Regions from separate parts of the Homo sapiens genome. Here region 2 is linked to region 1. A link is an interaction called in ENCODE POLR2A ChIA-PET data of the cell type or tissue named here. Cell type or tissue: MCF 10A. All regions are shown on one strand. Links, peaks and the distances in the headings refer to the core of each region. The heading gives the core; the rest is flanking DNA.

Region 1 (2,925 bases), core at 225-2,724:
CTGCTGAAATGTGAGTAGAAGTTACATGAATCACATCCAGGTAGAAGATTTAAAAGCCAGTGTGTGACTGCCATGTTTCCTTCCTGTAACTGTGGTGAGACTGTTGAGATGAAGTCTCCATCACGCTGTGTCCTTGAGGGAGTAATATGGGCTGAGCCTCACTGCCAACCCTTAGTGGCCACAAAGAGTGATAAGTACACTTGTGTTGTATGAAGCTGCTGAGACTTGGGAGCTATTTGTTACTGAAGCATAACTTAGCCTATCCTGACTAATACAGACTTTATTGTAAAGATACAGTACTATTCCCCAAATCTAAGACTAGGAAAGAAAATACAGCTGGGGCTTGTGGCAACTGAAATGAAATCCTGAAAAGATGAGAGCATTATCTCCATCCTATGGCTACCTGGTGTTTCCTACCTTTGTTTCTCCCCTCAAGTTGTGTATTACTCTTAACTAGTCAAGCTGCTTTCTCAGCCTGCACATTATCAAGTGTAACTGCTCTCTTTTCTCCCTACCAGGGATTCAAACTGTTTTGGGTCACCCAATTCAGGTTCCCCAGAGTAGGAATCTATTGGCTCAATCAAGCCTATATTAGGGCCTCTTGGATCAGGTGTCCTCCCCTACTGTAATCAACTGTGGCCATCACTCACCAAACCTGTGATCTAGGGAATTCCTAAAGCTAGGGAGAATAATGGTTAATATTTAGTGATCATTTAATATGTAGTAGGCACTGTTCTAAGTGCTTACATGTGTGAACTTATTTGCTCTGGCAACCACCATATGACATAAATATTATTATTATTATTCTCATTTTATAAATGTACAAACTGAAGCACAAAGAAACTAAGTAAATTGCTCAGGGCATACTTACAAGATAGAGGCAGGATTTGAACACAAGGCAGTGTGGCTCCAGAGCCCACACTTTTAACTACTATACATAGAATTATATATATATATATATTGAGATGGAGTTTTGCTCTTGTTGCCCAGGCTGGACTGCAGTGGCACAATCTCAGCTCACTGCAACCTCCACCTCCCAGGTTCAAGCAATTCTCCTGCCTCAGCCTCCCGAGTAGCTGGGATTACAGGCACCCACCACCTCACCTGGCTAATTTTTGTATGTTTAGTAGAGATGGGGTTTCACTGCATTGGCCAGGCTGGTCTCGAACTCCTGACATCAGGTGATCCACCCACCTCGGCCTCCCAAAGTGCTGGGATTACAGGCATGAGCCACCGTGCCTGGCCATAATTGTATTTTTAAGTGTATTTCGCCTATACAACCAGAAGTGTCTTACATATGAGCTTCTAAAATGTCTCCAGGTTGCTTTCAGTTTTGTTTTATGACAGCAGTGTAAAAACATCATTCTTGAAGGACCAAAGTGGGACTTCTCTATAACCATGTATTGCCTGAGCTGTTGTCCTCAGATAACTCATTAACATCTTTCTCCAGACTCTCAGACCTGCCAGCACAGGCTGGGTAATCTAGGACAAGTTGGATGACTTCCACCAAAGTTGTTCAGCTGACTATCAGATCTTAACTAAATTAACAGGTGGTCTGTTTTCAGAAATGAAATTCTTCAGTGATCCTGAGTAGCAGATGGATTCCTAACCCTTCTTTTCCTTTGAAAGTTATCGTATTTACCAATCACTTAATTTATCAGCACTTCACAGGCCAGTGGTCCAACAAGAAATTAATCCAGTCTTAGGAAAAGTCAGCCTGGGAACAAATAAGAATTACAGCAGTTAGTCACGAGGACATGTTTCTTCTGTTCTCTCTGTGACATTATTTGTTACAAAAAGGAATTTTGAACATTTTGCTGGTTGCTGAACATTTCAAATGGCTGAGAATCTTTAGGGCCTTGCCATTTACACATTATGTGCATAGAACATATAGCTATCTTATTTCTTCTTCATCTCTAACATAGAGGGCTGTGAAGAAAAAGAAAAATGGAAACCCAGGAGAAGTAGACATGATGTGTGTCGTAGGAAAAGGCAACAGAAGGTGCTTTGGGAAATGTTGTCTATCTGCTAATATTATATATTGGATGCTTATGTAGATTGCACAGGTTCTGGAATTCAGAAGGCCCCAGAGCTTGGCTTAATGTTCTGCTGTTGCTGTCTTGAAATTATTAATAATTTGTAAAATTGTAGCAAAATACACATAACATAAAGTTTGCCATCTCCATCACTTTTAAGTGTACAGTGCAGTAGTGTTAAATCTATTCACATTCTTTTGCAATCAATCTCCAGATCTTTTTTCACCTTGCAAAACTGAAACTCTATGCCCATTAAACAACTCTCCAATCTCCATTCCGCAACCTCTGGCACCCACCATCTGACTTTGTTTCAATGAGTTTGACTTCTCTAGGTACCTCATGCAGTGTATCTTCCTGTGACTGGTATTTTTCACTTAGCCTAATGTTCTCAAGCTTCACTCATGTCGCAGCATAGGTCAGAATGCCCCTTTTTTTTTTGAGATGGAGTCTCGCTCTGTTGCCAGGCTGGAGTGCAGTGGTGTGATCTCGGCTCACTGCAACCTCTACCTCCCGGGTTCAAGCAGTTCTCCTGTCTCAGCCTCCTGAGTAGCTAGGACTGCAGGTGTGCACCACCACACCCAGCTAATTTTTATATTTTTAGTTGAGACAGGGTTTCACCATGTTGGCCAGGATGGTCTCGATCTCTTGACCTTGTGATCTGTCTGCCTTGGCTCCCCAAAGTGCTGGGATTACAGGTGGGAGCCACCGCACCCAGCCTAATGCCCTTGCTTTTTAAAGCTGAGTAATATTTCATTGTATGTATATACCACATTTTTTTATCCATTCATCTGATGGGTACTTGGGTTGCTTCTACCTTTTGGGTATTGAGAATAATGCTGCTATGAATGTGAATGTACAAATATCTCTTTGAGACAGAAGTTATCAATAA
Region 2 (2,925 bases), core at 188-2,687, 51 kb after region 1:
GATTGCCTCAAATTATGGATAGATAAAGTGGGTGTTTATAAGTTGATCCACTATTTTGAATATTCAGTGATTAATAATCCCAAATTCATTCCAAATAACCTGTATTTTAGTTCCTCTTAGTAACTTAGAAAATCATGGAAAGAAAATGTTATGAATATTAGGAAAAAATTATATTTGGTATACAATTAAGGTCTTTTACATATCAAAATAACTTAACATATAATTTTAAAAGTGCAAAAAGATATATCCTGATGCCATACCATGGGATGTAAATCAAAGTCTGTTACTACTAAAAATCTGACATTCCTTCCTGTATCTGTCACTAAGGTTATAAAGCCCTCCTGGCAGGATTATGGTGGTAGCGTATGGTTCTATGTAATATTAATGATTGCATCATTGGTATCCATATATAGATGGGATGGATACCCTGGCATTGATTTTAACAAAACTGGCTTAATGTATGGCCAAAGAAATACACCTTCAATAAATACGGACTTCACTAGAGAAATTCTGTCTGAAGACAAAGGAGTCATTCTCCTGAAGTAGTAAAGTTACTAATGAAGCTACCTTAGCCATATAAATTATCCTAAGCCAGCAACCACAAGCCCGTTGAAATGTTAACACCTTTGATATACTTTAATAGTGATAATTTCATCCACTGCAGGCATCTTGTGGTGGCTGAGTCATCCTGCTATGCTGGTACCCGTAGTCTTTTAGAAACAGGGTGCCCACCAAATAGGCCAGTTTAAAGGAAAAGACAAAACACTCTACTCAAGCCTACTTTTTCTTAAATCCCATGACGATCACACTCTTTCTTTTCCTTACTTCTCTTAAGTACTTTTAACGAACATTTAAAAAAGAAGACCTATTTAAATTGGAGCCAGTTTGTCCATAGAAATTCAAGGAGATTTGTAGGAACAACATAAATACATGTGCTCGTATGTAATGATTTCATAAACTTTCCACAATAGAACAGATTCTTTCTAGCCAGCTACATGTCTGATAATAATAAATTTTAATTTGGGCCTCATTTGAATTTTTGGTCATTTAGAAAGGATACCCAATACCTTTCAGTGAGCTATTGAAAAAGTATTTGCTATGCTGAGAAAAACGTAAAACAAAATGTACATACTTAAAATGCTTAGCCAAGAGAACACACTGTTCCCAAGCATGCTAGAAGCACGCTAGACACACCAGCTTAAAAATACAATGAGGTTGTAATGTGAGATGAGGCCTGCAAACCTGGGCAGCAAATTTGCTGTGCTCACTATGTTTCCTGACTTGCCTGAGGTCCTACAGAGCCTTGTCCACAGACTGTCTGTAGCTAAGAGACTACATTAAAGAAACAGCTTGTAAATCTCTTTTAACTCCCATAGACTTCCAGCCTTCTCCACCGTCAGTCTACACTGGTGAGGTCCTATTGAACTCTTTTCTCTTGGCTACCTTGATGTTATAATCTTCCTACAGGGAAATGCAATTGGCAGTATTCAAAAATCAAATATTTAAAAAATAAGCATCATTCTCGAAACAAAGTAAATTTCCCATTTTTTTTACAAATAAGATCATTATATAAGAAAATATTCGCAATGTATTCTTAAGTGAAAAAAGCAGTCAACCAAAGATATTAGCATAGTACTGTTTTGACAGATAACATATATAAAGTTAGGTGTTCATAATGGGGCAAGAGTTGACTTTTTTCATTCATTGTGACTTTCTCTATTAGGAAGTTTTCAACACTGGGCATGTATAATTAAGAAACATGATAATATGTTCATGTGAAAACCCACATCGGCCATGGTTTGTTTCCACGGTGCCTTTGTTCTCATGCCCATGGTAGTGGGTGCCTCCCCAGGTGCTAGCAAGAGCTTCCCTCTGCTGGGTCTGTCTGAGGATAGTGGTCACATCATGCTCAAAGCATGTGTAAGGCAACTGAGGCAAAGCCAGTGACTTTGCCTTAAGTGGAATCGCAGATATATGGCTGAATAGCACGGGTAGCACCACACCAACCACTGAACTTACTGAGTAAAACAGTGAAAATGTTTGCTAGACCAGGCTACCAGTGGAAACACTGGATATCTCCCTTTTCAACCAGTTGATTTCAGCCCCCAAATGACTATTGGTCTCCTTAGACTAACAGGGATGGGGTGCTCTTAAGAATCAGGTCACCTTATGTGGGTGGTGGTGATAGGGCTAGGGAGTGTGCTTGGAGGCAAGAGGCGTCAGCCCTACATAAACCATGTAGAAGAGGCTCCTTGCAGAAAGAGGTTCCGTTATCAGAATACGTAGGGAAGGATGTTGGACAGACAAAAATAGATACCTGCCAGAGAGCAAAATGAAATAATTATTACATAGAATAGTTACAAAAATTACATAGAAATCTTTTCATAATACCAAGCTGAATGGATTGGATTTTCACCAGCAAAGCAGCACAGTAACCTCCGTAGAGATTGGTGGGCCCTTCTGTCCAGGTCCACTCTCTGGTTTCACTCCACACTCAGGTTTTCCATGAGACAGCTACAGTGAGCTGAGGCTTTGCCTTGCAGCCCTGGAGCTGCTACAGGGGTGGGTAAGGGTAGCAAATGGAGAACAAATAAAACTGTCAAAATGTGATTTTAATAGCTCTTAATGCTTTTACATAATATTATGCTGGCTAGCAAGAGAACAATAAAAAAGAGTTTTTCACACTTTTCTCCTCAAATGTCATTTAAATCTCATTAGGTAGATCTTTGTGAAATGATGGCACTGGCAATAATGATTCCTTTTTAGTTCTCCAGTCATTTTGGCCAGTGGAAGGGCCTGGGGAAAAGCATTAGTATTTGGCTGATTGGTATTAGTAGGGGCCATGAAGAATTAATAAAAATTGTAAGACTTTTTTACCCTTCCCCCCTCAATTGGATGGGCAAACTCAGATTTGATAGGGGTTAA

Evidence for each region. Peaks named below come from ENCODE experiments on the same cell type or tissue, not always from the same donor. Only the 100,000 strongest peaks of a DNase experiment are listed, where the experiment ranks them.
Region 2: POLR2A ChIA-PET joins it to region 1 with 5 read pairs; 3 of 35 experiments call an interaction of 5 or more read pairs at or near these places.

The regions. Positions count from the first base shown.
Region 1 is chr13:33,221,697-33,224,621 of GRCh38, reverse strand. The region is part of intron 1 of STARD13 (StAR related lipid transfer domain containing 13); the gene reads left to right. Among named protein-coding and RNA genes, the nearest start is that of STARD13-AS, 54 kb to the left of the region's middle. In MCF 10A, for the core only: no CTCF peak of the experiment used is centred there; no DNase peak of the experiment used is centred there.
Region 2 is chr13:33,170,860-33,173,784 of GRCh38, reverse strand. All of the region lies in intron 1 of STARD13 (StAR related lipid transfer domain containing 13), which reads left to right. Among named protein-coding and RNA genes, the nearest start is that of STARD13-AS, 110 kb to the left of the region's middle. In MCF 10A, for the core only: no CTCF peak of the experiment used is centred there; a DNase peak (open chromatin) is centred at 1,214.